Regions from separate parts of the Homo sapiens genome. Here all the other regions are linked to region 1. The links are chromatin contacts, found by Hi-C or POLR2A ChIA-PET in ENCODE. All regions are on one chromosome and are shown on one strand. Each heading gives the region's core, a stretch centred on a gene start or an enhancer-like site at or near the end of the contact. The rest is flanking DNA. Distances are from core to core; before and after follow the strand shown.

Region 1 (3,579 bases), core at 496-2,995:
TATTTATTTTGACACGGAGTTTCGCTGTTGTTGCCCAGGCTGGAGTGCAATGGCGGGATCTTGGCTCACTGCAACCTCCGCTTTCCAGGTTCAAGTGATTCTCTTGCCTCGGCCTCCTGAGTAGCTGGGATTTACAGGCGTGAGCCACTGCGCCCGGCCAACATACAAATTTTTCTTATATATTTAAGGTATGTTTCCATCACTGTATTCTTTTAAGTAGGAATTGTTTTAGGGGAGAATAGTTTGGAAGCCAAGACTCCTCTCAACTTTTCTCAATTCACTACATAAGAAAGAAAGATTTTACATCTGTTTCATTTTAGGTATCTAGGGAGAAATCACCCAGATTCTTCCTACCTCTCAGAGGGTGCTGTGAGGATAGATGAGATGCTAGACAGAAAGTTCAGAAAGCTGAGTAACATAAAGCTGCAAAAGGAGAGAACAGAGATTCCATAGATAATATTTTAAGTCAACTACAATTCGTTAAATTTTAAGAAAATTATTTATTTTATTTATTTATCGAGACAGGGTTTCACTCTGTTGTCCAGGCTGGAGTGCAGTGGCCTGATGTGGGCTCACTGCCACCTCAACCTCCTGGGCTCAAGCGATCTTCCCACTTAGCCCCCCGAATAGCTACTACAGGTGCAGGCCACCATGCCCGGCTAATTTTATATTTTTTCGTAGAGCTGAGTTTTCGCCATGTTGCCCAGGCTGGTCTCAAATTCCTGGGCTCAGGCGATCCTCTTGCCTCGGCCTAGCAGTGTTGGGATTACAGACGTGAGCCACTGCACCCAGCCTGTTTTTTGTTTTTCTTTTTTCTTTTCCTGGTTTGTCTTGAACAAGACATATAAATGTAAGACTATAGACTTTGCATTTGATATTTCCCCCGAAATCTTCCCAGGTCATAATTCAACTCCTGGTGTGTTACTTCCTCAAAGAGGTCTTCTCTCAAACACTAGGAGTAAAGCTTCTTCCCCACTCCTAGTCACCTTCTGTCTCACTATCCTGAAGCGCTTTTCACTATTTGAAATATTTGTGTTTATTGGCTTTTTAACTGTCTCCCCTTCCTCACTCAAATATAAATTCTACCTGGGTTGGTAACTCCTTAACCCCATGCTTAGAACAATGCTTTGCACGGGGGGTATAGCTCAGGGATAGAGCATTCGACTGCAGAACAATGCTTTGCATGTAGTATGCCCTACGTTTTGTGAAAATATTTGCTGAATAATATAGTGATTTTAAAAAATCCCCAAGCAGTTTCATGTATCTCATTTGATCATTACAACTATTTGAATAAAATGAGATTGTTAGTCCCATTGTACAGAGACTCAGAGAAGGTTTTCACCCAAGGCAATAGGGCTAGTAAAATGGTAGTGTTAGAATTGCTGTGCGGGTGGATTGCTTTGTCCGTACATGGACTTCATTTCTAGCGCTAAGGGTATTTTAAATTACTTTGCCGTTAAGGAAGCGATGACTCTGAAAGATAGTAGTAACCACCACTACAGGCACCTGTAAAGATCCTCTCTCCTTTTTCCTTTCTTTCTCCCGCTAGATTCTGCAGCCGAACACGTGTGACCTGTGTGGACAGTACTCGCTCAGTCTCCCTCCCCAGCCCTGCCCACAGTAAGCCCGGCCCCTTCTTTTCCCGGAGCCCCCGCCTCTCGGCCGCTTTCCAACTCAGCCCCCACGGATCTCGCCCTTCCCCCGCGGACCCATGACTTCTCGCGAGAGTTGAGCGCGCCTGGCCGGACGGGAGGAAAGTATCCGTTCCGCCAAGGGGGGAAAGGAGGAGCTGGAGACAGATTGTAGGACCGAGCGCGGGCAGGCGGGAGGCAACGGAGCTACCAGCCGGTAAGTCCTTTTAACATTAGCTAGTCCATGATCTGACGGGAGTCTCCCTTTCAACTCTGGCCAGTCCCAGCGTTCCAGGCTGGGGTCTCCCCTCCCAGTCTGTGTTGGACGGGGGCGCTGAGGCGGTGGCCGGGCCCTGTCTGAGGAAGAGGGTGGGGCATAGGCCAAAGCCGACCAATGGGAGAGAAGGAAGCCTCGATTGGCGGCGATGAGCGCTAATGGGAGATCGCTTTTACGTTGCCGAGCGCCGCCCTTCTCTCCCTACTCCCGCCTCCTTCCTTTGGGGGGAAGGCGGGGCCAGAGGCTTGAAGTGTGGGGAGAACTTGGTGTAAGTAGCCCCGGGGGGCACAGGGCGTGGCAAGGAGAGGGGAATTGAATCCTGAGGGAAGGGTAGTCTAGTGGAGCCTAATGGAAGGATCATGGGATGGGGTGGAATGGGAGAAAGAGGAGGGATACTAAACTAAGTTAGAAACCCAGGGCTTCCCAAAGAGTGGGATTAGGAGCTTGGAATTGGAAAAGGGTAATAGGAAGGAGGTAGGAATGAGTAGATGAGAACAAAGATCTTGATCTGGTGACACAACACCCCGTTGGGTTTGGCAGAAAAGATAGATGGGGTGGATTATTGGAAATGAGGGTCATGGCATTTTGATTGAATTAATTAAAAGAACATCAGGGACATGATATCAGAGAGAAAGTATGGATTTGGAGAAAATTAAGTGAATTAATTTAAGAGGACAGTATGGGTGAGCTGAGTCGCCATAAGGCATGGCTTCTGGAAGGATATGAGCCTTGAGAGCGATAAGAGGTGTTTGGGAAGGAGATGGCTGATATACACATGTCTTTAGCCTAGGTATCAGGTGGTTGGGATATTGATTTAGGGCTTCTGGTGGATATGGCACCCAGACTGGTGACCAGCCTCCAAGATGCTGGGATGGGGGTTGAGAAGGAGAAAAATAGAACGCTTTCATCGCTTCTCTGATTTTCCTTCTCCCTCTCTTCTATTACCCAAACTCTTCCCAGACACCAGGATGTGGTCTTGGGACTTAAGCAGTCCAAGTTGGAGCCCCATAGGGACTTAATATGTTGCTCTGAATTGCTTGTTATGTTCTCTGACTGGGGTGTTTACAACCCAGGGCACCTCCTACCCAGATTCCCGCGTTGCTACTTTCCTAACTTTAAAAGTTTGTTTTCTGCTTAACAGAGGGTGTTTTAGTATCTCTGAGGGTCATGTCATATTAAGTACAGGTGTGTAGGGGGTGTGCAGAGTTTTCTCAGCAAGCTCACATGAGTCCTGTGTTTAAAAATTTTGCAGTAGTGTAATTCTTGTAGCGATATCAGTCTTTATGGGCATTCTAAGCAGAAATATACTAAAATGAAGTTTGTTTTGTTAAATGTGGCTTCCCCAGTCATTCTCGAAGAGTTGTCGAATGGGTGGTTGCAGTTTGTTTTAGTTAACTTACATAATGTGTTTTTAAATAGTGTAAATAAAATAGACATGTTATTTCAGGAAAGTGAAAAATGTTCAGTTTTTTCCTTTGTGTCCAGACTCAGAAACTAAAGCTATGTCATAATATCTTAGGCCAAGGGCTGGGGAAATCAAACACAATTTGTACTTACACATGGAAGTTGTAAGGTAAGTGGAGGCTCTTGCGAAATGTAACATGTCTGTAAGAAAAGAAGCTAAAGAAAAGTTTGCAAGCTCTGCTAAGTAGTCTTACCAGTTCTTAATTC
Region 2 (3,579 bases), core at 734-3,233, 390 kb after region 1:
AGAGCTCCAGCTGTAGATCTTTGGGACCAACCCTAAGCCCCTCTACAGAAGGAGAAGGGAAGAGTTCAGAGAGATGATACTCAGCAGGGAGAGGAGAGTGTCACGGGTGGTGCCTGGTTCTGTGTCAGAATGCCTGGCCAAGGAGGGAGTGGTGCCCTTGCCTGGTTCATGAGGACAGGAGGCTCATTCACTGTAAACCAAGTACAGATGTGCTGGAAGGGGGAGGGGGAAATTAGGGCCACATTCCCAAACCACAACTGGGCCCGCCCTCCTCCCACCAGCCACCACTAGGGCAGGGCAGGAGGGGTTAACTTTGCAGCCTCTTGGCAGGAGCCCTGCCACACAGGCGGGGCGCCATCCCACCCCAGCCTGGACGCCTGGGTCCAACTCCCTGACACCCGCCCCTCCCACACTGCTGAGAGCTGCTCCCAGGGTAACCAAGCAAAGTCAACAGCAGCTAGGCCACCTGGGGACGGGACCCTGGAGTATCTATTCCTAGCTCTTCCTATCCCTGGAGTGAAAGAGAGGGCTTGTCTGCACCCCCATTGCCATCTCCCATTCCCTGAGGTAACCACAGCATGCCTCTTCTTTCCCCCATCTCCTTCACCTGACTTTGGCTACCAAAAGCAGCCTTTCCCAGGAGGGAGGACACCTGGCCCCCAGGGGGGAGCAAGGACAAAGCCAAGTAATTCCAGTATGGAAAATGTGACGTGACCCAGGAGTCTGTGTCCCAGGTCCTGGTCACCCTGCGAGCATTGCTGGGGAAGGTACTTTGGGTATGTCTGTCCAGCCTATCAGCCTAGCTCAGACTCTCCCCTTCTCCTCTTTCTCCCTCCCAACTCCAGTCCCCATGGGAGTGTTTGGGATCCGTGCACAGAGCTTGGACTGCAGACCCATTCTTTTCTCTCCCTCTGTCCTCAGTAGAATGCAGAGTGAAACCACTGGGTTCTCTCACTCTAGGGTTGAGAGTCTGTCTATGTTGAAGCAGATAATGCCCCCATCAGACACAGACACTCACTCTCGGCACTGGCATGCGCACGCGCTTGCACAGACACACACACACACACACGCACACACACACACACCCGGAGTCAACAGCATTCATGGCACATCTACCAGGCAGGCAGGCAGGCAGGCCGGTGCTGGCTAGGGCAGACACACACCCTCTGCCTGGGCTTTCTCTCTCACACCCAGCCCAAGGCTCCTCCCACTCCCAGCCACAGTTCCTCCTGCCCTCCTCTCCAGCCTCTCCCCTTCCAAATCCAGGCCTAAAGGTGGGGGACAACTGGCAGCCAGGGACCCAGGCGCCCTAACTCCTGGAGCTTACTCCAGGCAAGATGACAGGGAAGATGTCTGTGAGCCCTGGCCTCAGCACCCCCAGCAACAGCCACTAGTCAACCAGTTTGCTCCTGGGACCAAAGGACTGAGGTGGGCTAGGGGAAGGGAGAGGCTACTTGGATCTGCAGGTGAAGGCTGAGCAAAGAGTAAGGGCAGGAGCATCTATTCTAGATCTGGCATACTCCTGCCCGGCCAATCCAGCACTGGGAGGGAGTGGGTACCGCCCCATTGCCTACCCTGGGGAGGCGCCAGAGACTGGCCTCGCAAGAGTCACAGCCTGGCCACAGACAACTCAACTAGTCCCCCCAAAAGGCAGAAAGGAGAAAAGTGCCAGAGAGAAAAGGTTGGCATCACGGGGCCAGGACACTGACCTCCTCTGCCAGCCGTGCCCGGCCTCCCAGAGGATGGAGTCACGGAAGCCTAGCAAATGGGAAGGGCAGAGACCCAGGCGTCCCGGGCCGCCCCGCCCAGTCCCCCTCCCGCCCACCCATCCCTCCGCCCCCCAGCCCCAGGGCACAGAGGAGGGAGCCGGGCAGGGGCAGGCAGGGGAGGGAGGAGCGAGGGCGGGAGGGGGAGGAGGGAGTTGGGCAGGGAGGGAGGTTGGGGGGGGGGTGGGGAGGGAGAAAAAGAAAGAAAATATTTTCCGTGTCCCCGCCTGCAGAGTCAGTGTGCGGTTTGGGAGAAAATGTGTCGGATATTTTGGGGCGGTCACGTGGGCGGGCGGGCTCCGAGAGGCCCCGGGACAGTCCCAGCCTAGAGCCGTGCCCCCCCAGGAGCCCCCCAGTACGGCGAGCCCCGGACATTGCGACGCTCCATCCAAGAGACTGCCCGACGCCGGGACCTCGGGGCTCCGCCGCCTCCCTTCCCCCTCCCACTCCAGGTGAGTCAGGCGGGGAAGCAGGCTCGCCCGCCCCGTCGCCTGGGTCCTCCGGCGAGGCGGCTGGGGGAGGGGGCGCGGAGGAGCTGCACGGGCGAATGCCCTCCCGAGGCTGGCCAGGCTGGCCGCCGGGCTTGAGGGGGGCTTCTTGCCCCGACCCAGGCCAGTCCTGCTGTGGGAAGGGAATGGGGAAGATTTTAACAGGCTGAGGATGGGCTGGGTCATCTGCCCTTCATTTTGGTGCATAGCAGAGGACAGCATTTGGGGAAGTCTTCAGCCAGGGGGCATTCCTCCTTATATTTTTGTGCTGGGAATGTGAGAGAAGACAGGGTTTCCTCTCGCGGGGAAAGACTACCACCCCCTTACCCCCGGGCTCTGAGGGGTAGATTTGATGTTCCATGCTGGTCCAAGTTCCTCCCTCCCCAGTGGAATGGGACAGCTTGGACATCAGAAGGCAAGGAAAACGTCCAGAGGCAAGTGAGCCTGGCCCTCCGCGTCCAGGAGTTCCGAAGGACTGGTGCATAGGATAGGGATCTGTGAACTTTCCTTGAAGCGCTGGATTCCCTCCCACACGTTCCCAGCCCAGGTGCGAGCCTTGGCTCCCTCCAGCCAAGGTGGGGGGCACCTCTGGAGTATTCTTGAGGGAAGCCCAAATGGAACAAAGAAAGAGCAGGAAGACCGGGACAGGGACCCAGGAGTGCTGGTCCCAGAGTTCCACTGACGCTGCCTCTCTGTCTTTAGCAGCTACGGCCCAGTTCCCTCAACCTGACCCAGTATGTAGAAGCCAGTCTCTGCAGGCGGCCAGCGGGTAAGAAGATGCTTGGTTGTTAGTGGTGGTGGGGGCAGGGGAGCCTGAGTAGGAGGTCTTCAGGGCAAGAAACTGAGATGACTGTCCCGCTTTAGGGCTCTGGTCCTGGGCAGCTGGAATCCCAATCCTCAAGTCTGAGGCTTCTGCCCTTAGGGTCAGATGCTGAGTTGGGGTCAAGGACCATAGCCAGCATCTCATATCCTTGAGGCAAGTAGAGAGAAGACAGGGGAGTGGGGGTAGTGTGTGCAGGGAGCCTGGAGCTTGGGTATCCCATATAGACAGACATACACACACACACACACACACACACACACACACACACACACACACACGCACTGTGGCCTACAGCCTAGTAGGCAGCATGGGGCACGCCCCCCCACACCCCGGCACACCCCCACCCCTGGCTCAGAAAGCCACCTAACTGGCACCTCCAGTTCCCCCCTCTGCCCCACCCTGTCCATGCCCTCTGATGCCCACACACATTCCACTGGCATTGCCTGCCTGCCTCCTGGGCACTGCCCCTCCCTGGGGCTAGTAGGGTGGAGGGAGGGCACCT
Region 3 (3,579 bases), core at 451-2,950, 370 kb after region 1:
AGCACAGCAAGGGACAGCAGGTGCATGGGCTGAAGGTGGTACCTCTTGGAGGTGGCGATACGGTACAGGGAAGAGCCAAGCAGGCTGGCTGCCATGAAGCTGGAGAAGATAATGCCCAGAGGGGCCCCGTGTGGGTCCAGCACAGGTGTCCAGAGGAAGACAAAGATGAAGATGACACTCTCAAATAGAGCTTGTATGGTGCCCAACAGCAGCACGCGGCGGTCCGACAGGAGGCAGCGCAGGCCTCCAGCACAGGTCCTTGAGAAGGCACGCTGCCGGTCATAGTTCTCCCCCCAGTTTCGAAGGGCCAAGGCCCCTGCCAGAGCCAGGAGAGGGATGGCAGCCACAAAGGGCGCTACAGGCCCCAGCCCTATCCAGCTGGCTACAGCCTCAGCTGCCACACCTGCCACTACAGCCAGCACATGGTTCCAGAAGGCAGCTCGAGCAAAGGTAGCTGGGATCCACTCAGCAGGGAAGTCATGCCGTTCCACGTGCTCATGGATATACCAGGCCTCGAAGGCTGAGAAGAGCAGGGCTGTGGACAGCCCACCAAGTGCTCGCCCCACTAGCAGCACAAAGTAGTCTTGAGAGAGTTTGGTTAAGCAGCATAGTGAGTAAGTCAGGGAGAAGAGGACACAAGAATTCTTGCGACCCAGCCAATCCACAAGGGAGGAGGCCACTAGGCCAAAGAGGACTGTAGAGGCAAGGCCACAGACATAGAGGATGGCAATTTGACCTTCCAGGAAGTAGTAATGCTGGTAGAGTTTATAGAGGTAGGGGGCCTGAAGCCAATCAGCTGCCAGGGCCAGGAAGTAGACCTGATAGAAGTCCAGTTGAAACCGAAGGAAGGAGGGATTGCTGCAGGCCCTTCCAGGGGGTTTAGCCCGGCATCTTGACAGTTCCAGCCCCAGGCAGGAGGCCAGGAGGCCTACAAAAGCAAGGTAGGCAGTCACCAGCATGGTGGGCCCCCGGACGACCTGGGAAGAGAGGTGGGAGTCAGAGCCATATCCATCCTTCGGGCAGCACGGTCAAGGGGCTGTCTTAAGCAGATGGCAGCTCCACCCAACCCCGCTGCCAACTCCACTCCCCAAGATCTCAGACCGGAGGGACCAGTTGGGTGGGTGGGAGGAGTGGCCACGCCAAAGCTGTCTCCTAGGACACTGTGGGGCAGGGAGGGGTAAGAAGACAGGGGAGAGGACTGGGCACTCAACCCATCCTTGCCTGTGAAGAGGGAGTCCCTTTCAATAATCCCGCTCCCGCAAATTCTACTGCCCTTTCCCACAGCAGCTCCCGTACACTTCCTTCTATTACCTCCCGTCCTCGCTGCGGAGCCTCTTTTTGCCCTCAGTGTCTCATCCTCTGTCCCGGGCATCCCTCCCACCCGCGCAGGCCTCTCGAGTTGCTTCAGGGTCATGCGTGTGCATCTCAGAGGCCCACTCCTCCAGGTCACTGGCACCCCACTGCGCCCCCTAGCCCCTGCCCAGCCCTGCCACATCCACTTGCACCTCGCCCAGACTCCGCCTCACCTGCTGCCCCGGTCTGCGGGGACGCCCCGGACACGTCCGGCTCCAGGCCGCCAGGCCACCCTCCCCGCTGTGGCTCCGGCTCCGGCTCGGGTTCCAGCAGCGCTCCCGCCCCTCACAGCCTGCTTCCGGGAGCCGGGCAGGCCTCTGGCCGCCGCCATGATGGCTTCATCACGTGACGGGGGCGCGGCGCCAAAACCCCGCCCCGCCCCGCCCGCCCGCCCTCCTTCCCTTACCCGGGCGCGGAACTCCTGACGCCTGGGGTGGGTCGGGAAGGGGCGACCATAGGAGGCTGCGGTTGCTTCTCCTGGCCTGGCCTCGCTCGCTGCCATCCCGTGACACCTGCTCCTCTGGCTCTTGGATGCCTGAGGGGCCACCCTGAAATAAGTGCCAATTTTCTTTTCTTCCGTGCAGTGCTCGGGAAAGATGCCCGCAGTCCGGTAGAGCCAAGGGTTGGAGCTTCCTAAGGAACAGCACCGCTGCCCGAAGCCGAGAAGGTCTCCTTGGTTTGCCTCCTCTCCCACTGCAGTGACCTCCATGCAAGAGAAGCCAGTATGGTCCAGACACCTGAGGGAGGCGGTGTGGTGTAAAGAACTTGGAGTCGGGCTGCAGACAGACTAAGGCGCAGTCCTGCCCCTGTCACTTACCAGCTGTGTGGCCTTGGGCAAGCCGCATAACTTCCCAGTGTCCCAGTTTCTTTGAAGTCACAGGATAGCAATGCCCAAATAAAGAAGGCTAAAGTTCAGTGGCAGCATGGGGTTAAGAACTTCAGCCTTGGAGCTTAATTCCCTACCTTCTGCCACTTACAAGCTGTTTTACCTTGGAAAAACTATTTAACCTCTCTACAGCTTCCGTATCATCTCCTCAAGAGCCTCCAATGACTTCCCATCTCACTAAGGGTAAAAGCCGAAGTATTTATAATGGCCTACAAGACCCTCTGTCCTCTGACCCTCTGCCACTCCTCTGACTTCATCCCCTGCTCCTCTCCCTCCCATCTATGTTGGCTACCACCAGGGCTTTTGCACACTGTTCCCTGTACAGTTCTTCTCCAAGATATCCACGTGGTTCCCCCCCCCACCTCCTCCAGTTCTCTGTTCAAATGTCACCTGATCTTGGCTGGGCCTGGTGGCTCATTCCTGTAATCCCAGCAGTTTAGGAGGCTGAGGCAGGCCGATCAGTTGAGGTCAGGAGTTCAAGATCAGCCTGGCCAACATGGTGAAACCCCGTCGCTAGTAAAAAAATATAAAAATTAGCCAGGCATGGTGGTGGGCACCTGTAATCCCACCTACTCGGGAGGCTGAGGCAGGAGAATCGCTTGAACCAGGGAGGCAGAGGTTGCAGTGAGCCAAGATCACGCCACTGCACTCCAGTCTGGGTGACAGAGCGAGACTCTGTCTCACAAAAAAATAAAAAATAAAATAAAATTTTAAAAAATGTCACCTGATCAGAGGGGCCTTCCATGGCCCTCCTGTTTAAAATAGCAACACCACCACCTCCAGCACAGTAATCTACCTACTTTCCTTCCAATTTTCTATTCTCTCTGCTGCTTTTACTCTGCAGTACACTATGTATTTTCCTTGTTTATTTATTTACTATCTTGGCCAGGTGTGGTGGCTCACACCTGTAATCTCAACACTTTGAGAGGCCAAGGTGGGTGAATCACTTGAGGCCAGGAATTTAAGACCAGTCTGGCCAACATGTCGAAACCCCATGCCTACTAATAATACAAAAAATTGCTGGGCGCGGTGGCTCACACCTGTAATCCCAGCACTTTGGGAGGCCGAGGCGGGCGTATCATGAGGTCAGGAGTTCAAGACTAGCCTGGCCAATATGGCGAAACCCCGTCTCTACTAAAATTACAAAAAAATTTGCTGGGCATGGTGGTGTGCACCTGTAATCCCAGCTACTTTGGAGGCTGAGGCAGGAGAATTGCTTCAACCTGGGAGGCAGAGGTTGCGGTAAGCCGAGATTGCACCACTGCACTCCAGCCTGGGCAACAGAGCAAGACTCCGTCTCAAAACAAATAAACAAAAAAATTAGCTGGGCCTGGTGGTGC
Region 4 (3,579 bases), core at 591-3,090, 360 kb before region 1:
ACCTTTGCAGACCCAAGGGGATGAGGCTCTGCCCTTGCCCGCCAAAAGAGTGCCTGTGCATGTGTGAGCGGGCATGCGTGAGTGTGCAAGGATCATGCAATATGGATGTGCGTGAGTGTGGCACAGGTCGCCCGTAGGCATGCGTGTGCGTCGCATCCATATACAAAGCACCAGGAGATCCAGGCCGCCCCCAGCCTGCTCCGCTCTCAGTATTTCATCTTCCTCTACACCCAATGAGCCCCTTATATACTGTCACCAGTAGCCGGTGTTGTGGGGAGCAGGTTTATTCTTCCCCGTTGGTTGGGCCTTTTTCTGAGGCTCTTGCTACAACTTTTCAGGAAAAGTCGTTCCCCTCAGCTTTTCCTCCCCTGCTCCCGTTTCCTCCACATTCTTTCCCCAAGTATCAGAGAAAGATCCCGAAGGCCCCCAGCTCCTACAGCAGAAATGAATCTTGAACCCTGAGCTTGAACTCTGGCTGGGCTTTCTCTCAACCAAAATTACAGTGAAATCCAACCAAAGCCACATTCCCTTTCAGGAGAAAACCTCTTGCCACGCACACAGAAATTTCCCAACCACTCATTTGTAAGCTGCTTTTGGAAACCAATGAAAAAAGATAATTTAACTAGAAAAAAATGGAAAAGAAAAAATTAAAAGAGGAAACAGAAAACTTACAACATTCCAAATGCCCTGTTCCAACGCCATCCAAGCCAGGCATCTGGAGGAGGGAGGGACGTGGCGGGCAGCCCTTCACCTCCACCTCTTCCGGCTCCAGCCTCGCTGCCCAAGGCCCCCGGCCGAGCCAAAAGCCGCAGGAGCCCAAGCCGCACGCACAAATCAGACCCACAAACAACAAATCGCGTTTCGCAGGAAACAATTTTCAACTGGGAAAACGCAGTAAAGAGAACTCCCCCCATCTCCCCAGCCTTCCCTAGTCCCTGGCCCAAGATCGCCATTTTAGGCTTTTTGCAAGCCCCTGACCTGAGCTGGGGGACGTCAGCTCCCCAGGACACCAGCATTGAGAAAGCAAACCACAGCCAGCACGCGCCTGGGAGCAGCCACCCGTCCGGTGCAGCACACTGCGCCTGCAGGCGGCCCGCGGTGCGCACCGCCCCCGCCTTAGCACCCATGGCCGGGGCAGGGCCGACACCTCCACGTCGCCGCTTACCTTCCCCAGCTAAGTGACGCGCCACCAGCCTGGAGCTCAGCGGACGCTAGTCGAAAGCCAGGGTCGCATTCCCGAAATGGTCTGGGGCCTCCTGGGCCCAACCCTCTCCCCTGCCCCCCTCCCCGGCCGCGAAGACCAAGTGCCGGAACGTCCCAGTGGCGCCCGCGGCCCAGGCGGCCTTACCTTTCGCTTCGTTATCCGAGGTGTCTGGGCTGGAGTCGGCAGCTTTGGCCCTCTCCTTTTCGCTCTCCGAGGGGCTCCCTTTAGGGCCCGCCAGGCTCTGCTCCGTCTTGATTTCATTGGGGCTGGGGGTCTGGCTGTCGGACTTGGGGGTCTCAGGGAAACTCACTTTGCCCCCCAGCTGAGGCGATTCCAGATGTTCGGCGCGCGGGTTGAGACTGGCCCGCTGCTCGAAAGGGGCTTCGAAGTCGTTGGCCCCAGAACAGTGGGGCGTCTTGTCCAGCGCGGAGTAGCTCGGGCTGGCGCGGTAGTAGCTGGGCACGGGTACCTCGTGCTCCCCAAGGCAGGACTCCGGCAAGGGGTGGGAGTAGAGAGCTGCCTCGGGGCCACTTTTCGCCCGCTTCTCTGCGCTGTACATGCAGCAGACATTCTCCTCCTTGACACTAGGTGGGTAGGAGCAGGAGGACAGCGGCCTGCCAACAGGTTGTTCCAGGCGATAGGCGGCTTTGGGGTCGCCCCAGGAGTCCAGCTGCGAGAGGTAGGACGGATAGGTGTTGAGGGCGAGGCTGGGGCTGCTGCCCTCGTCCCTCTTGGAGAGCGAGGGCGCGAGCCCGCAGCCCCTCATCACCCCGCAATTGAAGTCACTCCCAGACTGCATATACATGCCTGCGCTCCGGCTATAGCGCTCTCCTCCGCCGGGCGCAGCCAAGGGCTCCGCGTACGAGTTCGGAGTTACATTGCGAGGGCATGTCATTTTCAGAGAGAGGGGTTTTTAAGGAGCAATACTACAGCGGAGGAGCTGACATCTTTTTTTTTCCCCATCCGGGAGGGGGGGCGCGGTTGGAGGGGAGGGAGGAAAAAGAAGGGGAGGGGGGGAAATATCAGCTCCGTAATTATCCGCGCATTCGGTTCTCACCATGTGACGGCTAGACCAATGGGATTTGAAAATGGCCTTGATGATTCAGACGGCCGTGACGTCAGCGGGGTCAAGTTGTCGGCAGGCGGAGCGCGCAGAGTGGAGTAACAGCGCCATCTAGCAGCTGCCTCGGGGTAGGGGCACCGGAGCCCTTCCCCGCGAACAAAGGAAGCGCCCCCCGGGCGGCAGGGGAGGTAGAGGGGTGGAGGGGGGTGGGGGTGGGGGTGGGGGTTCTAGGAAGAGTGGGGTTTGTTTATCCAGTAACCAGCCTGTAACTCCTGGGGAGAAGGGGGCGGAGAGGGGGGAAATGCGGGAGAGAGGGAGAGAGCGAGGCAACCCGGGGCTCAAAACAGTCAAATTCAAATTAAAAGGTCGAGACACGAATCAGGTACTTCTCCCCACTCTTCATCTCCCCTTTCCATATCCCCGGACCCGACTCCCACTTCTTACCTTGGGGATGGGAGTGGGGTGAGGTTTGTGGGGGGGGGGGTTTGGGGGGATCTGATGAGCAGAGAAAGGGGAAAAAAAGTTAAGGAATACCAAACAGGACTAAAGTTTCTGCTCTCCCGCCTCCTCTTTTCCCCGGGCTTGGCCCTCGGGGCTGGAAGCTTGGGGGCCGCGGCGCTGGAGTTGCAAGTTTCCTGTGGGGGTTGACTGGGAATCTCCAGCCTCTAGGGTGGGCCAGGGAGGGGGTCACGGTCACTTCATGGCTGCTCGGAAAAGGAGGTTCCGAATGGACGCGGGGTAGGGGAAAGAGGAAGCCAGAGACCAGAGGCACCCGATCCCCGACCCGAGAGCTGTGGCCTGGGCCTGGCAGGGTGGGCGGCTCCTGGGTCACCATCTCAGGGGCCCACAAGGCTTTGGCCTTGGAGCCGGTTCTGCTGCTTTACTTCAGGCCCTGGCGGTCCTCGCTTTCCGCTTGACCTTGCCCCCGCTAAAACAGGGAATATTCCGGGAAAGAAAGAGGGAACCTGCGGAGCCTCGGTCAGTTTGGAGGAGTCACGTATCACACGGGAAACCAGCACACAAGACGCAACAAAACCCGACCCAGAGAAGCGTCCTTTACAGAGCGCACGGGCTGGGAGCATGTTTGAAAGAAGACAGACCAGTCTATTTTTGTGGTTGTTTTTAAATAAAAGGAAGAAATAAGGGGAACCGTATGTTTCAAACAGTTATTTCCGTTTCTCCATCGCCTTCTTCCAAAGCGAACTAAACTCTCCACCCCTTCCTCAGGAAACGGAATCTGGAGAACAACTTGTCTTTCCTGTCGCCCCACATTTTTCCTTGGACAGAGCCTAGGGTTCAGACTTTCCGAAGG

The links. A loop is a pair of places that touch in the nucleus more often than their neighbours do. ChIA-PET counts read pairs that join two places held with the same protein, here RNA polymerase II (POLR2A). Pooled maps may share reads with other maps.
Region 2: a loop to region 1 is called in a pooled map, with 7 times the contacts of the local background. The contact joins the promoter of RARG here to the promoter of ATF7-NPFF in region 1. A Hi-C loop is called at or near these places in 1 of 37 single-sample maps with no recorded cell type and 8 of 50 pooled maps. POLR2A ChIA-PET finds 5 or more read pairs at or near these places in 3 of 52 experiments (GM12878, activated CD4-positive, alpha-beta T cell and activated CD8-positive, alpha-beta memory T cell).
Region 3: a loop to region 1 is called in a pooled map, with 5 times the contacts of the local background. The contact joins the promoter of SLC61A1 here to the promoter of ATF7-NPFF in region 1. A Hi-C loop is called at or near these places in 6 of 50 pooled maps. POLR2A ChIA-PET finds 5 or more read pairs at or near these places in 2 of 52 experiments (activated CD4-positive, alpha-beta T cell and activated CD4-positive, alpha-beta memory T cell).
Region 4: a loop to region 1 is called in a pooled map, with 4 times the contacts of the local background. The contact joins the promoter of HOXC-AS3 here to the promoter of ATF7-NPFF in region 1. A Hi-C loop is called at or near these places in 1 of 50 pooled maps. POLR2A ChIA-PET finds 5 or more read pairs at or near these places in 2 of 52 experiments (MCF 10A and WTC11).

Annotation. Positions count from the first base shown.
Region 1 is chr12:53,624,548-53,628,126 of GRCh38, reverse strand. ATF7-NPFF (ATF7-NPFF readthrough) reads left to right here and starts at 1,745. Exons shown (of 15, transcript NR_159377.1): 1 at 1,745-1,848. It overlaps ATF7 (activating transcription factor 7), which reads left to right and starts at 1,745. Exons shown (of 12, transcript NM_006856.3): 1 at 1,745-1,848. RefSeq lists an enhancer at 1,819-1,888.
Region 2 is chr12:53,230,613-53,234,191 of GRCh38, reverse strand. It overlaps RARG (retinoic acid receptor gamma), which reads left to right and starts at 1,983. Exons shown (of 10, transcript NM_000966.6): 1 at 1,983-2,218; 2 at 2,957-3,023. RefSeq lists silencers at 1,798-1,847, 2,168-2,297.
Region 3 is chr12:53,250,216-53,253,794 of GRCh38, reverse strand. It overlaps SLC61A1 (solute carrier family 61 member 1), which reads right to left and starts at 1,700. Exons shown (of 2, transcript NM_032889.5): 1 at 1,527-1,700; 2 at 1-977. The coding sequence starts at 959. RefSeq lists silencers at 1,378-1,427, 1,438-1,717 and enhancers at 1,183-1,854, 1,988-2,037.
Region 4 is chr12:53,983,780-53,987,358 of GRCh38, reverse strand. It overlaps HOXC-AS3 (HOXC cluster antisense RNA 3), which reads left to right and starts at 1,840. Exons shown (of 3, transcript NR_047506.1): 1 at 1,840-1,883; 2 at 2,276-2,395; 3 at 3,205-3,408. It overlaps HOXC10 (homeobox C10), which reads right to left and starts at 2,213. Exons shown (of 2, transcript NM_017409.4): 1 at 1,349-2,213. The coding sequence starts at 2,099. RefSeq lists a silencer at 1,015-1,064 and an enhancer at 549-1,429.